Regions from separate parts of the Homo sapiens genome. Here regions 2, 3 and 4 are each linked to region 1. A link is a loop called in an ENCODE intact Hi-C map of the cell type or tissue named here. Cell type or tissue: dorsolateral prefrontal cortex. All regions are shown on one strand. Links, peaks and the distances in the headings refer to the core of each region. The heading gives the core; the rest is flanking DNA.

What was found. Peaks named below come from ENCODE experiments on the same cell type or tissue, not always from the same donor. Only the 100,000 strongest peaks of a DNase experiment are listed, where the experiment ranks them.
Region 2: a loop joins it to region 1, with 7 times the contacts of the local background. A loop is called at or near these places in 105 of 110 quality-filtered maps.
Region 3: it touches region 1 in a loop (3-fold over the local background); 8 of 110 quality-filtered maps call a loop at or near these places.
Region 4: a loop joins it to region 1, with 5 times the contacts of the local background. A loop is called at or near these places in 15 of 110 quality-filtered maps.

Annotation. Positions count from the first base shown.
Region 1 is chr17:27,598,490-27,604,267 of GRCh38, reverse strand. It overlaps KSR1 (kinase suppressor of ras 1), which reads right to left. Exons shown (of 21, transcript NM_001394583.1): 11 at 2,867-2,908; 12 at 380-434. Among named protein-coding and RNA genes, the nearest start is that of LGALS9, 30 kb to the left of the region's middle. In dorsolateral prefrontal cortex, for the core only: CTCF peaks have their summits at 922 (motif pointing left), 2,373 (motif pointing right), 4,038, 4,240 (motif pointing right) and 1 weaker place; DNase peaks (open chromatin) are centred at 927, 2,387 and 4,247; H3K27ac peaks cover 1,710 bases.
Region 2 is chr17:27,242,341-27,248,118 of GRCh38, reverse strand. No RefSeq gene overlaps it. Among named protein-coding and RNA genes, the nearest start is that of MIR4522, 49 kb to the left of the region's middle. In dorsolateral prefrontal cortex, for the core only: CTCF peaks have their summits at 2,475 and 2,676 (motif pointing left); DNase peaks (open chromatin) are centred at 526, 2,628 and 3,475; H3K4me3 peaks cover 730 bases; H3K27ac peaks cover 4,730 bases.
Region 3 is chr17:27,877,187-27,882,964 of GRCh38, reverse strand. LYRM9 (LYR motif containing 9) reads left to right here. Exons shown (of 4, transcript NM_001076680.3): 2 at 253-396; 3 at 2,599-2,691; 4 at 3,475-4,607. The coding sequence starts at 271. The coding sequence ends at 3,492. Among named protein-coding and RNA genes, the nearest start is that of LYRM9, 13 kb to the left of the region's middle. RefSeq lists an enhancer at 310-1,000. In dorsolateral prefrontal cortex, for the core only: CTCF peaks have their summits at 2,559 and 2,761 (motif pointing right); a DNase peak (open chromatin) is centred at 2,774; H3K27ac peaks cover 4,059 bases.
Region 4 is chr17:27,330,841-27,336,618 of GRCh38, reverse strand. It overlaps LINC03146 (long intergenic non-protein coding RNA 3146), which reads right to left and starts at 4,124. Exons shown (of 3, transcript XR_007065677.1): 1 at 3,192-4,124; 2 at 2,242-2,359. RefSeq lists an enhancer at 3,524-4,073. In dorsolateral prefrontal cortex, for the core only: CTCF peaks have their summits at 3,388 (motif pointing right) and 3,590 (motif pointing right); DNase peaks (open chromatin) are centred at 2,838, 3,638 and 4,018; H3K4me3 peaks cover 1,826 bases; H3K27ac peaks cover 3,734 bases.

The DNA of each region.
Region 1 (5,778 bases), core at 435-5,434:
ACCTACTTTGATACCTACCACCGCGCTGAGGGTGAGATGCGGGAATGTGAGTCAAGTGCTCAGCATGGCCTGGTAGAGAAAGGGCTCTGCACAGGAGCTATTCTTAGGCTTCTCTAACTCCAAATGCCCTCTATCCAACCCGCCTGGGTCCCAAGACTGCTCCAGTTTCACATGCGGCCCCACCCAATGTTGACCGCACTGATAGGAGGCAAATAAAACCCTCTGTGGAGTTCACTTGCCCAGAGGGTGAATGAGCCCAGGGAGTTCTGCATCTGGCTGGCTGGAGATGGAAAGGTGGAGTGGGAGGTGGCCAGGGATATGGATCCAGCCTTAATAATTCCCCAAAGAAGCGAAGGGGACACCACCTAGGGATGCCTACCGGGTACCGTCGGCAGCTTCAGGGAGCGGGGCTGCGTGTGCAAAGGCTGAAATGTCTGGAGGAAACAAAAACCAAACACAAAGCATGAGATTGCTTTCCTCTCCCCAAAGAGACACCGTGCTTGAAACCCAGCACCCCCAGAGAGGCTGATTTTCCCCTGAGTGGACTGCCACATGTTCCCCAGACACTCCCACAAGGACCAGCCTGGGCCCTTCCATAAATTTTGCAAGGACGCAGCCTCCACAGCACCTGCTTCTGCATACACAGCTGTGTCTCAGGAAGGGGCTCTGGGCAGGGGCTCTGGGCAGGGGATCTGGGCAGGTGGGGAGGGTGAGACTTCTCATTACCACCACGCCCCTGTGGCCAAACTGCCCCCCACCAAGCAAGTGGTAAAAGCAAACTGGGCTCTCATTTACTGGACAGGCTGGCTAAAGCTGCTGTTTGGAAGCAGGGGCTGCTTGCAACAACCCTTGAAACTAATGAGATTCCCTCACTTTGGCCAGCAAGGCCGGTGGCAGGACATGCAGGTGGCTCATTAGCGACACCTGGTGGCTGATACAGTTGCTGGGAATTTCCAGCACAGAGGCCCCGAGCCCTCGGCTTCAGGTATGGGTCACTGGTGGAGCAGCTCTCAGGGGAGAGGAAGAAACGCCACATATCAGGGGCCCAAGAGTGGGCAGCTGGGGCTGATCCCTGAGCCTGGGGTGTTCCCAGTTTTGGCGCTAAAAGTCCCACGTCCAGGAAGACCAGAACCAAAGGTTACTCCAGCATGGAACCAAAGTGCTACAGGGAGATTGGTGGCCCCAGGGCCGCCATGGACGGCTCACTCCCCGCTCTTTTCTGCAAAAAGAGAGACAGGAAGTGGCAGTGGCTGAAGCTATCAAAGGCCTCTCTCCTGCCTGTGTGGACAAAGACTCTCCCCGCTCAGCCAAAAGACCTCCCTCGACCTTCTTCTAGGGCTTTCTTCTGCCTTTGAAGGTCATCTGAACCACAGGCTGTCAACATCTCTGGGACCTCACAGACTTGGAGAATCTGATAGAGGCCGTGGGCCTTCTTATCAGGGAAATGCACACATGTGCCCAACATCCTGTGCACAATTTCTGGGGGATCAGAACCTTAGAAGCCTCTACCGGTAAGGCCTCCCCCGGACACAGTGTGTCTGCAGACTACCAGCAGGGGCCTGGCATTTCCACCCATCCCACACTGCTCAAATGTTCCAAAGGAGGCAAACACACACCTAAAGCATGAGGGAAGTAGTAAGAGTTGGGGTGTGGTTTCTCCCCAAACCCCAGATGGGAAGGCAAAATGCCTCTCTGAATCCTCATGCTTTTGCTTAAAAGTTAAGAGTGTATCATGCATTCTGCTCCAAAATGTGTCCACGTTTGCTTTAATAAAAATGTATTTCCTTGCCCTCCCTGTGACATATCTTCGGGGGAAAATGGACCCTTCTGGGAGAAGAGCCATATCTTCCCAATGTTTTGGGGTAATTCCCTGCGTGCATCCTAGAGCTAGTAACCAGGGGAACCACAACAAAAAACCGGTGTGAAACTGCAGAGGCTGCTCAGCTGTTCAGAGGGAGCCTCCGGGAGGCGGGTTCTCAGGGCCCTGACTGCTGCCCTGCACACACCTGAGCAACGCCATATGGATGGTCCTCTAAGGACTCACAGATGCTCCAAGTCAACCCCCTAATGGAGCTGGCTTAGGGAATAGAAAAGCCTGGAGTAACCAAAATACTGTGACTTCAAGACAGTCCTGTTCAATCCAAAAAAAAAACAGCTACAGTCTTTGTTTTAAACACCATTATGCTCATCACCTTCAGTTACAGTAAAAAGCACTGATCTCAAGCACTTTAGGGGCAGGAATGAAAAGGTTGGTACATAGTAAGTGTAGAAAACAACTTTTGCAGAAGGGACTCAATGTATTGACTTACTGAAAGCGTTTTCCTTTAAACTTTCTGCAATAAGGAGGCATTTCCAGCAATGGCCAGCAGATGGCACTGTGTGGTAAGGCACAGAAGGGTGAAGCCCACTAAGAGAAGCCCGCAGACCTTCCCAAATGGGTTTCTACTTCTCTAAGACATTGTGCATAAGATATCCTCCCATCATTGTGCAAGGGAGGATACGGTGACATATGCTCATAAGGCATTAGCAAAAAGTCCTCTCCCCATTCTATAAACCCAGATTCTAGTCCTTCTGCCATCTCCTAGCAGTGTGACCTTGAAAAGGTTGCCTGCAGTCTCTGTGCCAAGAGGCTGGATGGGATGGATTCCAGGGTCCCTCCCAGCAAGAACTTCTCACGTAAGAGGCCTACCACCAGGGCACTTGCCCTGCCCTCTTCCCATCCTCTATGGGCAGTCAGCTCTCAGAACAGGTGGAGGGAGACTCAAGTATCTCCAAAGGTACCCAGAGAGAGGGCGCCCTGCCCAGGTGGGCAGGACAGAAGGGGTCACAGCAAAGGGCAGTTAATGGAACCATGCAAAGGACTCACCTGGAAAGATAAACTGCTGTCTATGATGAATGAAGTAGGCAGCTTTAAACAGAAGAGGAGGTGAGTCACACACACAGAACGGCCAACGCAGGAGGGAGGAGCGGAATTGCAGGTACCGGCTTGGGAGGCAGGGACTTGTTACTGGGCTGGGACAGCCCTACCCCAGATGGACCTGGCAAGGACAGGCCAAACCATGCAGGAAGGAGGAAAAGAGCTGGGAGAAAATGGGCCCTGGCAGGAGTCTGCAGGACTAAAGGGGCTTGCACTGGAGGATTGGGCATTCCAAGACCCCGTCTCCGGTCACCAGCACTCTGTGAAATGCATGTGAGCCCAGAAGGGCAAAATACAATGGGAGAGAAACAGTGATTCTGAAAAGTTTAACAGTGTTATGTACGGAAGAATGGCCTCCTCCCCCTGAGCCCCACCTGTACCTCCAGAGTGTCTCAACCTTACCACTCCCTACCCACATTTTTTTCTCTCTCTCTCATAGGTGACTGAAAAGGATACACTGGGGTTCTGGAAGCTGACAGCATGTTCCAACCTCAATTCTGCCACATAACTAGGCTCTGGGACCTTAGGGAGTTGGCTAACCTCTCCAGCTGTCTCACTGTCAAATGGGGGTGTAAATACAGTCATGTGCCACAGAATGTTGTTTTGGTCAACAAGGGACCACATACATGACGGTGGCCCTAATTATAATGGAGTGGGAAAATTCCTCTTGCCTAGTGATGTGGTAGCTGTGGTAACAGGGCAGCACCATGCATTCCTCACGTGTCTGTGGTGACGCTGGCGGGAAATAATCCACGGAACTACAAGCTGTATAAAAGGATGGCACGCACGATTATGCACGGTAGCATCTTACTTGATAATGAGAATAAACAACTGTATTACTGGTTTATGTATTTACTATATTGTACTTTTAATCATTTTTAAAATTTTTTTTATTTATATATTTATTTTTTGAGACAGAGTCCTGCTCTGTTGTCCAGGCTGGAATGCAATGGCACAATCTCAGCTCACTGCAACCTCTGCTTCCTGGGTTCAAGCGATTCTCCTGCCTCAGCCTCCCAAATAGCTGGGATTACAGGCACCCAGCCCACCACCATGCCTGGCTAATTTTTGTATTTTTAGTAGAGACGGGGTTTCACTATGTTGGCCAGGCTGGTCTTGAACTCCTGATCTCAGGTGATCCGCCCACCTTGGCCTCCCAAAGTGCTGGGATTACAGGCGTGAGCCACCACATCCAGTCTTTTAATCATGATTTTAGAGTATACTTGTTCTACTTACCAAAAAAAAAAAAAAAAAAAAAAAGTTATCTGTAAACTAGCCTCAGGCAGGTCCTTCAGGAGGTATCCAGAAGGTGGCACTGTTATCACAGGAGATGCCAGCTCCATGTATGTCACTGCCCCGAAGACCTTCCGGTGGGACAAGATGTGGAGGTGGAAGACAGTGATATTGATGATCCTGAGGCTGCACAGGCCTAGGCTAGCGTGTGTGTCTTAGTTAACAAAAAAGTTTAAAAAGTAAAAGAAAAAATAAGGATTTTAAAAATAGAAAAAAGCTTATAAAAATTCAAAAAAAAAGTTTTTGTACAGCTATACAATATGTTTGTTTTGGGCTAAGTGTTATTACAAAAGAGTCCAAGTTAAAAAAAATGTTTAAAGATTATAATGTAAAAAAGTTGTAAGCTAAGGTTAATTTATTATTGAGGAGAATATTTTAAAATAAATTTAGTATAGCCTAAGTGTTTAGTGTTTATAAAGTCTACAATAGTGTACAGGAATTCTTCCAGAGCAGCTTCCAGTCCCCTACAAATAAAGAACAATTGACTGATTGACTGATTTAGAGACAGAGTCTTGCTCTGTCACCCAGGCTGGAGTGCAGTGGTGCAATCTCAGCTCACTGCAACCTCCACATCCTGGGTTCAAGCGATTCTCATGCCTCAGCCTCCTGAGTAGCTGGGACTACAGGTATGTGCCACCACACTTGGCTAATTTTGTATTTTTAGTAGAGATGGGGTTTCACCATGTTGGCCAGGCTGGTCTTGAACTCTTGGCCTCAAGTGATCCGCCTACCTCGGCCTCCCAAAATGCTGGAATTACAGGCATAAGCCACTGTGCCCAGCCCTATTTTTAATATTTTATGCTGTATATTTACTGTAGCTTTTCTGTGTTCAGATGTTTAGATACACAAATATTTAGCATTGTGCTACAATTGCCTACAATATTCAGTACAGTCACATGCTGCATAGGTTTGCAGTCTAGAAACAACAGGCTACACCACACAGCCGAGGCGTGTGGAGGACTATACCATCTGGGTTTACGTAAGTGCGCTCTATGATGCTCACGTAACAATGAAATCACGGAATCTCTCTCTCAGAACATTTCCCCGTTGTGAAGCAGCACGTGACTATAATCTTTTCCCAGGTTTACCCCTGAAGTTCAAGTGCAATGCCCCTGCACAGCACAGAGCAGGGGACGATAGGAGGCGTGCCTTCTCCAGCTGAACCACCGGGCCAGCCGGGCGGGCAGTGGGGGTTGGGGGGAGGGTTGACCCATTGGTGCTGCCACGACCAAAGAGACAGGATCTTGGAGAGAGTGAGGCCTCTGTGCAGGGGACGATGAAGGCCCAATCTGGGGACATCAGGGAAAGCAGCAAGGGTCTGGCTGATTGTGCAAAAAGAACTTTTTCTGTGACTGCCGTGTTCCAAACACACCCTTTGCTTTTACAAAAACCCAAACTGGGAGGTTTAGCAAAAGGCACAGTTTCAGAGCATAATAAAGACAGAGCAGAATGGGAGAGGAGGTTAATCAAATGGGCCATCACTCAATGCAGGGAGGGGAGGGGTGTGCTCAGGACAACGCGTGAATGTCAGGAGATATCCAGCCACGTGCGTGCTGAGGTGAAGGCAA
Region 2 (5,778 bases), core at 356-5,355, 360 kb after region 1:
AATGTGGTATATCCATACAATGGAATATTCTTTGGTGATGAAAAGAAGTGAGTACTGGTGTTACGACATGGATAAGCCTTGGAAACATTATGCTTAAGTTAAAAAAGCCAGTCAAAAAAACCCATGTATTATATGATTCAATTTGTATGAAATGTCCAGAACAGGCAAATCTATAGAGTCATAAAGTAGATTAGTGGCTGCCTAGGACTGAAAAGAGGGCGGGCATGGGAGAGTGATTGCCTAAGGGGCATGGCATTTCTTTTCTGGGTGATGAAAATGTTCTAAAATTCCTTGTGACGATGGTTGCACAGCTCTGTGAATACACAAAAACCACTAGATTGTCCACTTTAAATGGTTGAATTGTATGGTATGAGAATTACATATCAATAAAGCTGTTTTATAGAATAAATAAACAAACTCCCACACAGAGCCAGCAGCCAGCCTTCTTCTTGTTTCCATGCCAGGGATCTCGCTCCTATTTGCCCTTAATGTATCTTCCTGTTGACACCCAGCCAGCAAACTCATGTTTGCTCTGCGGTGACATCCCCAGGATGCACCAGGCCCTGGGCCTGACATTGTTCTGCAGTCCTTGCCAACTAGGTCAGCGTCAGGGAAGGCAAACAGCATATTTCAGAGGGTGACAACATAAGGGCGTGAGAAGCAGCCAGAGAGAGCCCCCCACCAGGCTCCCTTGGCCAAGACACTGGGGACCTGTCCTCTGGTTGAAACCTCCTATTCCTGCCTCCTCGACCCCCACTCCCCAGATGAAGGTGGATGCTACTGTGTGGGGCTGGAAATATAAAAGCACTTCCCCAGGGCAGTGATGGGCTCTGGGGAGCCATTGTGGTGGGAAGGAAGATAAGAAACACTTAACCTCAGAGAGGTTAAGCAACTTGCCTAAAGTTACTCTGCATTAAAGCTTTGAGTCACTTGCATGGCTAGAAGTTCTTGAGCTGGATTCTATCCTTTAAAAAAGATTCCAAATAACATATACATCCCATGGTAGGGAATTGGTTAAATTAATTATGCTCCAGTCACACAGTGGAATAGTATGCTGATGCTAAAAAGAGTTTGGCATGCTTTAAGTACTGATATGGAATTGTCACCAAGATGTGTTTTTAAGTGAAAAAAAGCAAGATGCAGAACAGTGTGTATAGTATTCTACTATTTGTCTAAAAGGAGGCAAAAGATACATATACAGTCATCATCCCTCCATATTCACAGGGCATTAGTTCCAGGACCCCTGCAGATACCAGTATCTAAAGATGCTCAAGTCCCTTATATAAAATGGCATAGTATTTGCACATCCTACTGTATACTTTAAATCATTTCTAGATTACTTATGATATTTTTATTTGTATTATTTTTTACTATTTTTATTTTTATTTGTATTATTTATTTGTATTTGTATTTTTTACTATTGTACTACTATTTTTATTGTTTTTTTCAATATGTTTTGATCTGCAATTGAGTGAATCCATGAACACAGAACTTGCAGATACAGAGGCTGTGGATACAGAGGGTCAACTGTATTTGTAATTGCTTGTGTCCAAATAAAGTATCTCTGAAAGGACACATAAGAAATTAATGACATTGGCCAGGCACAGTGGCTGGTCCCAGCACTTTGGGAGGCTGAGGTGGGTGGATCACCTGAGGTCAGCAGTTTGAGACCAGCCTGGCCAACATGGTGAAAGATTGTCTCTACTAAAAATACAAAAAATTAGCTGGGTATGGTGGTGGGCACCTGTAATCCCAGCTACTCAGGAGGCTGAGGTGGGAGAATACCTTGAACCTGGGAGGCAGAGGTTGCAGTGAGCTGACGCTGCAGCCTGGGCAATAGAGCAAAACTCTGTCTCAAAAAAAAAAAAAAAAAAAAAAAAAAAAGAATCACAGCTCCAATCAAGGAAGCAAAATTTTTCCAGAAGCTCCCAGAATTCTTTGGCTTATACTTCATTGGCCAACTATGTTATGTAACATTTTCAGCTGCAAGAATGTCTTGGAGAGAAAGTAATTTTCCCTCAGACTTTATGGTAGAGGGGGTGAGTATGGTGGCATGTCTGTGGTCCCAGCTACTCAGGAGGCTGAGGTGGGAGGATCAATTTAGCCCAAGAGGTCAACACTGCAGTGAGCTGTCATTGCATTGCTGCACTCCAGACTGGGCAACAGAGCAAGACCCTGTCTCAAAAAAGAAAAGAAAAGAAAAGAAAAATAATGAATAAATGAATGTCCCATGCTCTGAAGTCCATCCCCAAATCTCAAGTTAAGAGCCCTGCTTCCTAGGATGATTAAAAATTGAATCCTTTAATATTTGTCAAATGCTGTGCTAATCCTATCAGAAATTACTGGTGAGATTTGAGAAGGGGGATTGGTAAGGAGCATCCCTTTTCCTCAGTGTGAGTTCTAAACTATTGAGACATAAAGGAGTAAGATAGGTATGGATTGCAGTATCACCCTCATTGCTGATAAAGGCCCGGATTGAGGGTGTGGCTTAGATGAACCAGGCAACAACCAACATCCTAATGTCATACCCAGAATTAGACCCACCTGCCTGGTCATAGGCAGGACTCAGACATGCGGGCCTCACTGCAGGGCTGGCTGCATGACAGCTGTGCTCGCCAGCTGCCGATGGGAGGCCCCACCCAAGGGAAAGCAGGAGGCAGGCAGAGCCAGGCTTACACTGCCCTCTGCAGCTCACAATCACCTCCTCTTTCCAGGAGGGGCTTGCAGGAAGGGGAGAGGCCAGGAGGCTGTAACACTAACGGAAGAAACATACGGGAAAGGAGTCTTTTCCCAAATCCCCAAATTATCAAGATTGTACTGTTTCTGTTTCTCCACATTAAAGGAGATCACGCCAGCCACATTTCAGGGCCTGGTGCTCAAAAATAGTAGGTGCTTAATGCAAATCAGCCTCCTTTCCTCCTCTTCTCCATTCAAATTCTTTCTTAACCAGGGTAGGAAGAGATTAGCCTTCCCTTCCTCTTTAATGTACGGAGACTTCATTTCTCAATTTCTCTTCATTGCTCAATTTCTCTTCCTGTGTTGCAATTCCCCAAGCATGTGACTTTCATCTGGCAACCCTAGCCCTGTGCTATTGGGATAGTGGAGTTATGCCTCATGCGTCATGTTCCTGCACCACTAAGTCAAATTTCACTTAACAGACTCAGCTGCCCCTGCTCTGTGGAGGGTCTCCTCTCCCTTCCTCCTCTAGGACTCATCCATCTTCTTTATGCCCCACTTCCAACAGGTGGAGGACATTTATCTTCTTTTTGGAGCCACTGGGCATTTGAACTCCTTTCTCATGTTTGGGGGACTCCTACTTTATGATTGGATCGGGAGGAGGTCCTCACCTTCTACTAGAGAAACGGAAATGTTCCGTTTCCCCTTTCTCAGCCTCCCTTTTGCAACTACAGCCAGCGCATGTGACGAGGGCTGGCCAACCAGAGGGGCCTGTGCCAGACCTTAGGGGAGCGTGGGGGTTCTGAGGGAGGCCAGGACTCCCGAGAATGTCCACTGTGGATGGTCGGCAGTGCAGCACATCTGAATTCCTGGCACAGCAGGGGCCGCTGAGCCGGCTGGGGACACATCGAGGTTTCTCGGCACATAGGGTTTGGGTTCCGTCGGGGGGTGTTGTCCCTGACTGTGCAGCTTTAAACCTAGTTTTAGGGTCTTGTGGTGGTTCTGTGAGCTGCCTGTTTACCTTCTGATACATTTTCTTCTCCATTCAGGCAGTCGGTGTTTATAGTTTGTAGCTAGAAACAATGACAGTGAGGCCGTAATTGAGTCCCTGACTTGGTCTTCCAAGCCTGACGTTCCCACTGGTTCTCCCTTGAAGTCAGAGAATACTTCAAGAGTGCACAGGCCTCATCTCAGGAAGGACATGGGTGCGCTCACCTTGTCCTGCAGCCTCTCTTCCCCTTGGTGGTGGGGAAGGCGGTGCTGTGGACAGTGACTAACTCAGAATAGGAAACAGGCATATTGATCTTCATTTTGTCAAAATCAACCCAGTGACCTCAGGCAAGTCACTTCACCTCTCGAGATTTTCTCACATGTCAAATGGCCTGGGTGGAGATGCCAGACCCAAAGATGCCCCAATTTTAATACCGTGTCTGTTCTCGAAGCTGGAGTCTCATTTTACTACTTCAGCTTCATGGAGTGTTTTTGTTTATTTTTCCTGTAATTACTTATGGTAACCATAGTTCAAGCAACAAAGCTTGATGGACTATTACTTTTATTGCACCTGCCAGTCCTGGTTTCCAGCCCCAGACTCAGCTATGTCCCAGCTTTAAAAGTCCAAGAACCAGGACTTTGCAATAGAGGGATTACAATAATGTGCATTCGAACTATACCTGGGGACTGGGGGTTAGGAATTCTGTCTTGATACCACTTATGAAAGGTGTCCCTTTTACTTATGGCAGGTGGGTGGTTTATAGAACAAGCCCATTCAATCTCTTTGGGGCTTGAATCCTGGCTCTGAGTGGCTGTGAGTGGCCTTGAGTGAGTGACCTCATTCAGGTTCCCACATGCCATTTAATACTCTAACTCATGGAGTAGGGCTGACTTAACCTTCCCAAGAAGTTGTGAGTTTCTCAGGTGCAGGGTCCATGACTTAAATACATTTTGTATCCCCCATCTTTACCCCTCTCTCACCTTGACATACGTGTATACCCGTTTAGGGGTAGAACATGTCTGTAAGACCCACCCAAGAAACTGACAACAGTGAGTGCCTCAGGGAAGACTGAAACCAGGAGGAGGGACTTACTCTTCACTTTACATTCTTGAATATATTGCCATGAACACAACAGTATTTTAAAAACTGCCTAATACAGAAATAAGAAAATTCACATCTCTATTTTTATTTCATTTTGTGGAGGTAGAATCCTGGATTTATCCAACCCCCTATTTAGGGGCATCCTGATTTCTCCATCTTGCTGGGGGAAGTTGACTCACCTCTCATTAACCTGGGAAGGCTTCCCAGAGCAGGTGACTTCTGACAGATGAGTAGGAGTCAGATGAAGCAGGGTAGGACATGAGAAGAAAGTATTCCAAGCAGGGGGAACATCATGAATGAAGGTGGGAGGTGCGAGAGTGTGGCCCTTGTGAGGAAATGCAAGGTGGGTAGGGGTGGGATGGGTGGAGATGAGGCTGGAGGAACCCATAGGTCATTTAGGGCTCTTGCAGCATGCTAGGCACTTGAATCTTGGACTCAATCCCAGGCACAATGTGGAGCCATTGAAATAATCTGGGGCTGGTGAGAGTGATCAACTGTACAAATCAGCAGCATTGTTCCGAGGAAAGCAAGACTTGACCAGCTCTTCAGCTGTATCAGTTACCAAATACACGTTTACTCATAAAGAGGGCTGGTTTCTTACTACTACCTCTCATTCCAGCTTGCTGCAGGCTCCAGATGGGAAATACCCACAGAGCTATGGGAGCAGAGGACTCTCCTAACTCTGTGAGAGGCCTCAAGAATGTAATGGAGAAAGCCTTCCCAGGCTAAAAACTCAGACTCAGAGCTCCCCAGACAGGCAAAGGAGAGAAAGGACCTTCCAGGCAGAGCGAACTGCAGGAGGAAGCTCAGGGCGCATGTGCAGGGAATTAGGCTTGACAGGTGGGAAGGGGCCAGGCGCTAATGAGGTTTGTTTGTTTTTTTCACATTTTCTATCACTTTCTATGAGGTTGGTATATTTATTTATTTATTTATTTATTTATTTATTTATTTATTTATTGAGATAGAATTTTGCTCTTGTTGCCCAGGCTGGAGTGCAATGGCACGGTCTC
Region 3 (5,778 bases), core at 1-5,000, 280 kb before region 1:
AGAAAGAAGACGCCAGGGATGAGGCTGTAAGTCTCCCTCCACACTCACCTTTGGTCTTGTGGGCCTGCTCTGGGCTAGAGCTTCTGTTGAACTGAATGCCCACCCCACCCCAAGGTGCAGGCTCCATGGGATGGGACAGGAGGGGCCTCTGCACTGCACCAAGCTTGCTTCCCAGAGTACTGGGAACTGGGGGTCAGGGCTGAGTACTGAACTTGGCTTGATGCCCTGGAAGTGATCCTGCTTGTTTTCCAGGGACAGAGGGTCTCACGGATGGCCCCGCTGCCAGGAGCAGAACTGGTTCGGAGGCCACTGCAGCTCTACCGATACTTGCTGCGCTGTTGCCAGCAGCTGCCGACCAAGGGCATCCAGCAGCATTACAAGCATGCTGTCAGGCAGGTGCGAGCTGGCTCTACCAGGTCTGGGGGCTGCCTCTAATGGCAGGCTTAGGGGCGCAGGTCAGAGGCCAAGGCCAGGGCACAGAGCTAGTCTCTGAGATGGTGGTGAGGTGGCAGTGTGGGAAGAGCCACAGGAAACCAGTGCTGGGCAGCCCAGCTCCTCTCTGTCCAGGAAACAGAGGGTGCCTCACCCAGCACACCAGCTGTGCTAGGGCATGCATGAGGCAGCTAAGTGGGTAATTAAAATAGACTGTGGGACACGACATCATTTAGGCAGGCATCCCTGCCAACAGTGCACAACTTGAATTTAATCCTGAGAAAACATCAGGTAAAACCAAATCGAGAGGCCATCTACCACATAACTAATAGGCCTGTACTCATCAAAAATGTCAGTGTCGTGAAACACAACGCTGACATTTTTGATGTTCTGGATTAGAGAACTCAAGAGATATGGTGACTAAATGTAATGTATGATCCTAGACCAGAAAAAAAATGCTGTAAAGAATATTATTGGGAACCAGGCATGGTGGCTCATGTCTGTAATCCCAGCATTTTGGGAAGCTAAGGCAGGCAGATTGAGCTCAGGAGTTCAAGACCAACCTGGGCAACATAGAAAGACCTTGTCTCTACAGAAAAATCAAACAATGAGGTGGGAGGATTGCTTGAGCCCGGAGGTCGAGGCTGCAATGAGCTGTGATTGTGCCACTGCATTCTCACCTGGGTGACAGAGTGAGACCCTGCCTCAAAAAAAAAAAATGAATATTACTGGGGCAGTGCATGAAATTGGAATATGGGCTATGGATTATAGAGTTGTATCAATGTTGAGTCTTCTGAATTTGATTACTGTGGTTATGTCAGAGAATGCCCTTGTCATTAGGAACTACACATGGGAATGTTTAGGGGTAAGGATAGCGTGTCTGCAACTTACTCTTAAATGCTTCTGAAAAAATTTATACATACTTATATAAAGAGAATGATAAAGCGAGTGTAGCAAAATGTTAACAGTCAGTGATTCTGGTAGGAAATTCTTTGTATTATTATCACAACTTTCTGTAAGTGAGAAATCATTTCCAAATAGAAAGTTAGCTAAAATTCATACACATATAATATGGAAAGTAAAAAAAAAAAAAAATCAGAGGTGGCGGTAGCCACAGAGGGCTGTGGAAACATGGAGAACGAGCAGTTAGCTGTCTGGGGGAGTCAAGGAGGGCATGCCAGAGGTGGATGCTGAGCGGGGGGCGCTCCTAAAGATGAGCAGGAGGATGTGTGGGGCTGGGAGTGACAGGGGAGGGAGGTGCCAGTTCTTTTTTTTTTTTTTTTTTTTTTTTTTTTGAGATGGAGTTTCACTCTTGTTGCCCAGGCTGGAGTGCAATGGCTTAATCTCAGCTCACCACAACCTCTGCCTCCTGGGTTCAAGCGATTCTCCTCCCTTAGCCTCCCGAGTAGCTGGGATTACAGGCATGTGCCACCACGCCCGACTAACTTTGTATTTTTAGTAGAGATGGGGTTTATCATGTTGGTCAGGCTGGTCTCCAGCTCCCGACCTGAGGTGATCTGCCCGCCTCGGCCTCCCAAAGTGCTGTGATTACAGGCATGAGCCACCATGCCTGGTGCCAGTTCTTTTTGAAAAGCAAAACCTGAATCTTAGGTTGCTTCTCAAGGATGAATATCTGGTCAAAAGCAAACAGTATCCCATGCTCTGCACTGGGCCTGGGTGGATTTCCTGAGGCCACTCTATCTACTACCTCCCCTCCCTTCCCTGTGTAGCTCTCCTAGCACTGGGCCGAGAGAAGTCCTACTTCTTCCTCCCTGCTGTAAAGCCTATGCAGAGATCTCACCCTGGGGAAAGCAGCGTCTTCTGAGGAAGAGAGATGGAAGTTTCCCCTTGGACTCTACTGCCTGATAGCCTTTGGGCCTAGCTTGATTTGGCAGTAACTTGGGGGCCAGTCTTTTTGCACCTACCTTGGTGGCAGGAGTACATGCTTTGCAGTCACATAGACTAGGATTCAAATGCTATTGTTCAGCAGCAAGTGAGCCTCTGTTTCCTCATCTCTGTGTGGGATAATCATAACAGTCTATGGAGGATGAAGAGAGCTGCTGGGTATAAAGTGCCCAGCAGTGTCCCTGGCCTGTGATTGGTGCTCTGAAGCTGCCTGTCCTGGGAATTTTGCCTAGTCATCTTTCTTTATGCTTAAACTTGCAGAGTTTTCGGGTTCATTCAGATGAAGACAACCCTGAGAGAATCCAGCAGATTATTAAAAGAGCCATTGAAGATGCTGACTGGATCATGAACAAAGTAGGTGCTTGGCCCCTGGGCTCTGCCTGCGAGCTGGGGTGATGATGGCTGTGATCCCCATGACCACTAGAGGCCACTCCTGCCCCACAGTTGAGAATGGTCCCTGTGGAGGAGGCCACCAGCCAGCTGCTTCCCTCCTCCAGAAGCTGAAAGGTGAAGACAAATCCCTTCTGGTTGCATTTATATTCTGCAAGTGGGGAGGGGCTCTCACTCTTCATCCTTAAAGGCAAATTTCTGCCCAACAGTGCTGATCGAGCTGAGAGGGGGCAGCAGGAAGAAGGAGGGAAAGCTATAGTGCCAGAGCCGGCGGTGGCACTGTGATGCCGCAGAGAGGGAAGCTGTCCTGGCGGGGGACTCCCTGTCTCTGGGGGGTATTCACACTGGGGCAGAATTATGGAGGAAACATTCAGTATGTTTTGGTGGAGGAAGGGAGTGAGTCAGGAATGTAGACTGGCGTCTTGGCCCTTAGATGCTGGTATTAGAAGGACCTAGAGAGTTGGAGTGTGACCATACCTCCCTGTCCTTCTAACTCACTCTCCAGAGTGAGTTATCACTATCCTCCCTCCCCAGCCCTGTCAGCTTCCTTTTTCACTAAAGAAGAAAGGGAGTCCAGGCATGAACTAGAGATTTGGCTGCCCAGTGCCTCCTGCTTGGGTTTCACCACCTCCAAGAAGCCCCTGCAGGAGGCAGGTGAGGTCCAGATGATGGAGGCCTGAGATTTCTCCAGAGTCCTCCTGCCCCTGTTGGCTTCCCTCCTCCACTTCGAATCTCTCTGTCTTGCAGTATAAAAAACAAAACTGAGAGCTCCGAGGGTGAGCCTTCCTGGCCTCTGGAAGTTGAGAGGCCCCTCTTCTGGAGCTCAGCAGCAGCAGCTGGTTTGGAAGAGCCATTGGCCTTGTTGGCTGAAAGCCAGAAATCAGGGGAGAAGCTGACCTTGCTCCAGAGGCTCCTCTTGCCGCGGCCATGTTGCTAGCATCCTTTATGTTTGCACTTCCAGCCACTTACGATGTGAAATTTGGGGAGAATGTAGTATTTTTTTGCTTCTTTTGTGTGTTTTTTATTTTTGTGTTTTTGTTCTTTTACTTTTCTCTGAAAGTGATTCATTTATTCTGGAGATCTCTTTATCATTCTCTGAGTCCCAGAGCAGATGTCCCCTCAGGTAGCAACCTGTACAGAAGAAAGCACGTGGGTTTTAGAACCAGACAGATCTGGATTTGAATCCCAGATGCAATAAGATGAAGGTGAAGTGCCTCACACAGGATGTGGCACATGACAGTGCCTGAAGGGCTCCCTTCAAGGAAGCCGTCCTGCCCCGCCCCCTCCTCTGCTCCTGCAGCGCCCTGCACAGCTCTGCTCCCCGCATGCACCGCATCGGGTCTCAGTTTTTTGTTTGCGAGCTTGCCCTGTCCCTGCTTGTAGCCCCTGAGCCCTCACAGTTGTCACACACCCAGCAGTCTGCCAAGGAGCTGCTTTTCCTGACTACTGTCTCTCCATGCCTAGGGAAGTCAAAGCCCTGGGCCTTGCCTTCAGGGAGTTGACAGTGTCCTTGAAGTGGTGAAGTGCCCACCACATGAACCAAGGAGAGACGCCAAAGCAGCTGCCATGGACTCTGGCCTGTCCAAGCCTCTGTGCACCTGCAGTCTCTTTCCACTGGCACTTCCCTGCTTTGCTACCATCGTGGAAGAATGGAAGGGAGGGGGAGAAGGTGGGTGGGCTCAGGGAGAACGGCCAGAGTGGCCAGAAGATGCAGAGAGAAGCCCCACTGGGATCTGAGTATTCCCCAAGGGCACTCAGCCACAGGGATGAACTAGTGTTTGTTTGTATCCTTGCAGTTATGTGACTTAAAGTGACTCAGAGATATCTATGTATGCGAGTGTACTCCGCTGGCAATGAAGTAAATATATCAATTTGTGGAAGCTCGTGTGTCTTCTCAACTGATAAACCATACGTTCCCTAAGCATACGTTGTCTCCTTCCTGAGTGTCATCTACTGTTGAGAACCTAGAGTCAAGTCAGACAAAGCTGCCCAGGAGGGGTCATTCTTCAGAGAAGGTGACTGGGATTGGCCCCACTGCTAGACAACAGTTGATGAGGTCAGATCTGCCCCACCAGGGTATGGGCAAGCTGAGGGGTTTCAGGCTAGGGCCAAAGCTGAGCCAGGCCCCTGTCTGCACCCCTGCCGTTGAGCTGGGGGCCCCTCCTCAGGTGGCAGGGCTGTATTGTGATCATAGGAGTGGGGGCAGCTGTATCCCAGATGTTTCCCCAACAGGAGAGAAATGATTGAAGGCTGACAAGGGTTCAGGATAGAGTTAGTGTCGTTTGCTCTTGACCAGCTCCTGGAGTGGTTCTATGACCTTTAGTTCCTAGGTAGGTGCTTGGTCCAGCTGTGCTGACTTGCCACATGTCAGACAGTGGTTGCCTAGCTCCAGCATGTGGCTGGCCTGTGAGGGAGCCAGCAAGGGGTGGGGTGGGTGAACAGTGTGTTGGCTGCTCTCCCCCAGCCCCTGTGCTGCCACAGAGGGTAGTGAGCCCGGTCATGCAGGGGCCCACGGTAGGGGAGGCAGGATGCACACAGCACTGTGCACACAGGGGCACTGTTGAAGCCTGGGAGAGCCTCCCATCCTCAGCAGCAGCCTTGCCTTCCACCCTGCCCTCTGACTTCCACTACTCCAAGCCCTGCGTGGACCATGCGTATGGGTCCTTCATTTCTCCTCTCAATTCTCAAATGCATAGAGTTGAAGGTTTACAGAGTAGCCTCCAAGCAAATGGAAGAAGGAGATGAAGGTCTCACCCAGAGTCAGCCAGTGTGGCCTGCTGGAGGGGGCTCTGGAGATACAGACACCTGAATTTGAATCCCAGTCTGTCACTTAGTGGTGGTGTGATTTGGGGCAGATTTGTTAACCTGTCAGGCTCACTTTTCTCACTGCTACAGGTTGCACATCCCATGGGCTGGTGAGATTACGGCAGTGCACACAGATGGGCTGTCAGCCATGTGGCCTCCATCTCTTGTCTTTGGTTTACCTGGTGATGACACTTCTCTCCTTTTTCTTTTCCTTTTTTTTTTTTTTTTTTTTTGAGATGGAGTTTT
Region 4 (5,778 bases), core at 505-5,504, 270 kb after region 1:
TGAGCCAGCCCTAAGCATTGAATCACTTAACTTCCCCTGGTACTTTGAATAAGGTTCAGCCATCAGGAGGCAACAGCAAGGGGGACAGGTGACAGGAGGGGAGGGGGTATGTATTTGTCCTGCTCCCTCCCTGCTTTGCTGTGGTTCTGGCAGTGACTGCAGCCCTAGGGCTGTAACTTGGGTGTGGCCGACCCTCCGAACTGTCTGGGGTGCTAATGGAGTCCTGCTGTTGCACAAGCTTCAACTTCCCCTCTTGGTTCCCTTAACCTGGCCCATGTCTCTGAAAATAATAACTTCACTACAACATCTCTTCAAAATCCCAGCTGGGTAGGGAGATTAGAGGGTCTTTCTAGAACACCTGCTAATATGAACAAGTTCTCCTTCGCTGGCCATTTTTTTCAAAGTGTTCTTGGTTGTCCCCACTTGTCTATGACCTTTAGATTCACTATGCAAAATTCCCCAAAAATATATTGGAATTTTTATTATTAATACAATTGCACAAAACTGGCCATGGGCAGTTGCTCACACCTATAATCCCAGCATTTTGGGAGACTGAGGTGGGAGGATCGCTTGAGCACAAGAGTTTGAGACCAGGCCGGGCACAATAGCTCATGCCTGTAATCCTAGCACTTTGGGAGGCTGAGGTGGGCAGATTGCCTGAGCTCAGGAGTTTGAGACCAGCCTGGACAACATGGGAAAATCCCGTCTCTACTAAAAAACAAAAAATTTGTTGGGCATGGTGGTGCACATCTGTAATCCCAGCTACTCAGGAGGCTGAGGCGTGAGAATTGCTTGAACTAGGGATGTGGAGGTTGCAATGAGCCAAGATCGCACCACTGCACTCCAGCCTGGGGGACAGAGTGAGACTCTTTCCAAAAAAAAAAAAAAAAAAGAATTTGAGACTAACCTGGGCAACACAGCAAGACACCATCTCTACAAAAAAAATTAAAAATACAAAAATTAGCTGGGCGTGGTGGCATGCACCTGTAGTCCTAGCTACTTGGGAGGCTGAGGTGGGAGGATCACAGGAGCTCAGGAGTTTGAGGTTACAGTGAGCCATGAGCACACCACTGCACTTCAGCCTGGGCAACACAGCAAGAGGCTGTCTCTAATTTTTTTAAAAATAAGAAAAAATGTGTTAAAAAAAAGAATCACACAAAACTTATATATTAATTTGGCCAGAACTGGCATCTTTCCATTCACGAGTATCACATGCCTTTCCATGTATGTAAACTTTATTTAAAACCTCTTAGTTAAGTTTTTGTTGTTTATAGGACATGCACATTTTGTGTCAAGCTTATATCTAGGTATTTTATAAATGACCATGAAAAAATTCACTCTCAAGCATTAAAGAAATGCAAATTATGAGAGAACAATGAGATCCTATTTTTCCTTTCAAACTAGGACATAGTTTTACAAATAATACTCAACCTCAGAACGGTGTAGTGAAAAGGGCATTCTCATATGCTTCTGGGAGGATATGCATTAGTCTATTTATGTCCATTCTGGAGGAAGGTTTGACATTTTGTATAATAAGAATTGAAAATGTTGGCCAGACATGTATACATATGTAACTAACCTGCACATTGTGCACATGTACCCTAAAACTTAAAGTATAATAATAATAAAATAAAAAAAAGAAAATTAAAAAAAAGAAAAGAAAAGAAAATGTTGGCCAGGTGTGGTGGCTCATGCCTGTAATCCCAGCACTTTAGGAAGCTGAGGCAAGACGACTGCTTGAGCCCAGGAGTTCAAAGCCAGCCTGGGCAACAAAGCCAGACCCTGTCTCTATTAAAAATAAATAATAATAAATTTTTAAAAAGAATTTAAAATGTTTATGTCCTTTTAAATGAAATCTTTCCTATCCAGTTTTCCTGTGCAGCTGCTTCATTCAAGCCTGCTTTTAGTTGGAGCCTAAAACAATGTGAATAAATGTCCTAAATCCATAATTAGCGGCCTAATATGATTTTTTTAAGAAGTCCATATCCTTTGGCTTAATGTATAAGGTCAGGGTCCTGGCCAGAAATAGGCCCGAGCATTTAGTTTATAATCAAAGTGATATTTCAAACCAGTGAGGAAATATTCTACTAAAAGAGAAAGGCTGGGCTGGGCATGGTGACCCACGTCTGTAATCCCAGCACTTTGGGAGGGCGAGGCGGGTGGATCATTTGATGTCAGGAATTCAAGACCAACCTGGTCAACATGGCGAAAACCCATCTCTACTAAAAATGCAAAACTTACCCGGGCATGGTGGCACGCGCCTGTAATCCCAGCTACTGGGAAGGCTGAGCCAGGAGACTCGCTTGAACCTGAGAAGCCGAGGTTGCAGTGAGCAGAGATTGTGCCACTGCACTCCAGCCTGGGAGACAAAAGCAAGACTGTCTCAAAACAAACAAACAAACAAACAAGAGAGAAAGCCTGAATAATGACATATGAAAAGTTGACTATTCAGAAAAAAATAAGTTTAGATCTTTATCTTCCAGTTTATATCAAAATTAGTCCCAGGTGGGTTTAAAAGCCAAATGAAGGAGTAAGAGGAAATGGAGGAAGGGAAGGGGGGAAGAGGAGCAGAAAAGAAAAAATATAGATCTGAAATGTCTGTGTGATACTCAGATGGGAGCAGTTTTACAATTAAAAAAAAACAAAAGGGAGAAAGAATAAAGGAAAACATCAAGGCCGGGAGTAGTGGCTCAAGCCTGTAATCCCAGCACTTTGGGAGGCCCAAGGCAGGCAGGTTGCTTGAGCCCAGGAGTTCAAGACCAGCCTGGGCAACATAGCGAGACCTCCTCTCTACAAAAGATACAAAAATTAGCCGGGCGTAGTGGTGTGCACCTGTGGTTCCAGCTACTAGGGAGGCTAAGGTGGGAGGATGGCTTGAGCCGGGAGGCGGAGACTGCAGGGAGCCAAGATCACGCCACTGTACTCCAGCCTGGGTGACAGAGTGAGGCGCTGACTCAAAAATAAAAAACTAAAGAAAGAAAAAGAAAAACATCAAAAGGTCATCCCACATCAAAATGTCGTGTGGTGTATCAAATATCACCAAAAACAAAATCAGAAGGTAAAATTCTAAGCTTAGAAAAATATTTGCAACACATTCGACAGAACTGACATTTTTAAAGTGCTTCTGTACGTCAACAAGAGAAAAAATAGAAAATAGAAAAGCAGACCAAGGATATGAATAGGCAACTCACAAAAGGAGAAAGTCAGATGTTCACAACTATTTTTAAAATGCAGCAGACACGTGGTCTTGGAGACGCAACAAGCAGGGCCGCGGACCAGGCGTTAGGTAGGAAAGGCATTCACCCCTTCTCCAGCTGCGGGGCGGGGCCCCGGGTCCCTCTCTGGAGGGGCCTCCAGGGAGCGGAGCTCTGGGATGCCGTTTCCCCGGGGCGTCTGGGAGGGGCTGGAGAAACAAGCATTTCCTAGGGCTGAGCCCACTTGCCCTCTAGGGGGTGACGATTTCTCTCCCAGTCTTCCCCCCGACTTGGCTGGACTCCGAGGGGAGGGCGCTGGCGCTTCCAATGGCACAGCAGCTCGTGGGGAGCTCGGGCGCTGCCTCTCGGGCGGCTTCCCCAGCCCTCCTGACTCGCGGCCACCGGAGGGCGGTGCTGTCCAGGAGACGCCGGAGCTGGGCGCTCACAAAGGCCCCTTTCTCCTCCACCGAAGATGAGTCATAGCCCAGGCGGGGTCGGAAGGGCAGCCGCTCCAAGGCGACTGCAGAGCCGCGACTGCAGAGCCACGCCTCCGAGTCACCCTGGACGCCTGCGCCGGCCGCGTCTGCTTCTCCTTGGCTTGGCAGGCCACAGGGAAAACTGGGTCAGGCCGGTGGCCTAGTTCGCTGGTTCACAGCGTGAACGCCGGCAGTAGGTGACTAGGAAGGGCATCTCCACTTACTGTCTGGCTCATTCACGTGACAAATATCTGAAGAGCCCCGTGACTGACAGCCAGTTGCTAGTGCACTCCCAAGGCCCGGGTCACCTGAGTTTAGAATGTGTCATCTCAATACCCTGGGGGCTGGGCCTGCCTGGGCAGGTCGCCAAATCACTGGTCTTGTCACATCTCAGGTTCAGTTGCCCACATTGCAAAACATCCCCTGGCCCCCTGGCATTGGATTCCCTTGTGATCTAACCCTGCCCCACCCCTCTGACTGGCTCCCACCAGGTGGCCTTCACTTTGGTCCCCACCCCTGCCTGGCAATCCCCCTCCCCACATCCTGCTCCTGTGAGCCCAGGCCTGTCCTATGGCGGCCTGCAGTGACCTTCCACACCCACCCGAGCCCATTCAGTCTCCTCTCTGCTTCTGACTCTGCCCTAGGATGTCTGAGGATGTCATTTGTTTTTCCCTCCAAAATTCTTTTTGCTAATAAGAAGGACACTTTTGACACCCGGTCCAAAGGTGTAAGCTCCTGGGCCTCAGTGGAGCCAGAAGCAGCCTGTATAGGCCTGGTCTGCTCAGCTGGACAGGAGGAGATCTGGTAGGGATGGACCACTCCAGAGGAGAGGAGGTCAGCCATGGGCCTGAGCAGCATGAAGACCTCATGTGCCAGGAGGGAGGTCAGCAAGGGTGTGAGACCAAGGAGGGCACTGAGTCCAGAGTGCAGTAGCCCTTCCTCTTCTTTCTTTTCTTTTCTCTCTTTTTTTTTTTTCAGATGGAGTCTCACTCTGTAGCTTAGGCTGGAGTGCAGTGGCACAATCTTGGCTCACTGCAGCCTCCACCTCCCAGGTTCAAGCGATCCTCCTGCCTCAGCCTCCTAAGTAGGTGGAACTACAGATGCACACCACCAAGCCTTGCTAATTTTTGTATTTTTAGTAGAGATGGGGTTTCACCATGTTGACCAGGCTGGTCTCGAACTCCCAGCCTCAAGTGATCTGCCCTCTTTAGCCTCCCAAAGTGAACCACCAGGCCTGGCTCCTCTCCTTTTTTCTTTCCTTCCTCTTCTTTCCCTGCCCTCCCTTGTGGTTGCAGCCAAGGAGCTGGGCTGCAGCTGGCCCTCCCTCATGCTGAGTTTTGCTAACATAGTGCCTTCTTGTTCTCTCCCCCTCCCACCTTCCTGCCACCCCATGTGCCATTTCCCAGTGACTCTGGAGCTTCTGAGATGCCTCTGCCTGCATTATGGGTGGGCACACTGAGGCTCAGAAGAGCCAATGACTTGCCAGGAAGCACAGCCATTGGCAGGAGTGGGCAGAGTGGCAGAGGGATCAACTCTGTCTCACCCCAACTTGTGAGGACATGCCCAGAACACATGGGAAAGCAGGTGCACTGTGCTTTGCTGGGATGACAGCGTTCATAGACTTGAAGGCATCAATTTGACTTCAGCATTTAAAAAAATTTGTAATGTTTGCTGCAGAATATCCAAACAATAGAGATGTGTATAAAATAGAACCCAAACAAAAGTCCAATTCTCCCCCAACTCACTTCTCACTGTTGTAAACCAAAAATAATGGACCCCTCCTCTTGGCCAAAGGCATTCCAGGGTTACCTGAAAATCTAGTCAGGCCACGATGGAAGAGGGGGTGGGAGATGCCTCATTATACCCTCCAGCATTCACACCAACGGGGACCTTAGGTCTGATAAGAAACAATACAGTCTATTCTCCCTAAATCCTGCTACTTGGAGGCTTCGTCTGTGTGACAAAACCTAGGTCTTCACAACCTCTTATCATAACCCAGACATTCCTTTCTACCGATAATAACTCTTTCAATCAATTGCCAATCAGAAAGTTTTAAAATCTGACCTCTGGAAGCTGCACCCTACTTTGAATTGTCCTGCCCTTCCAGA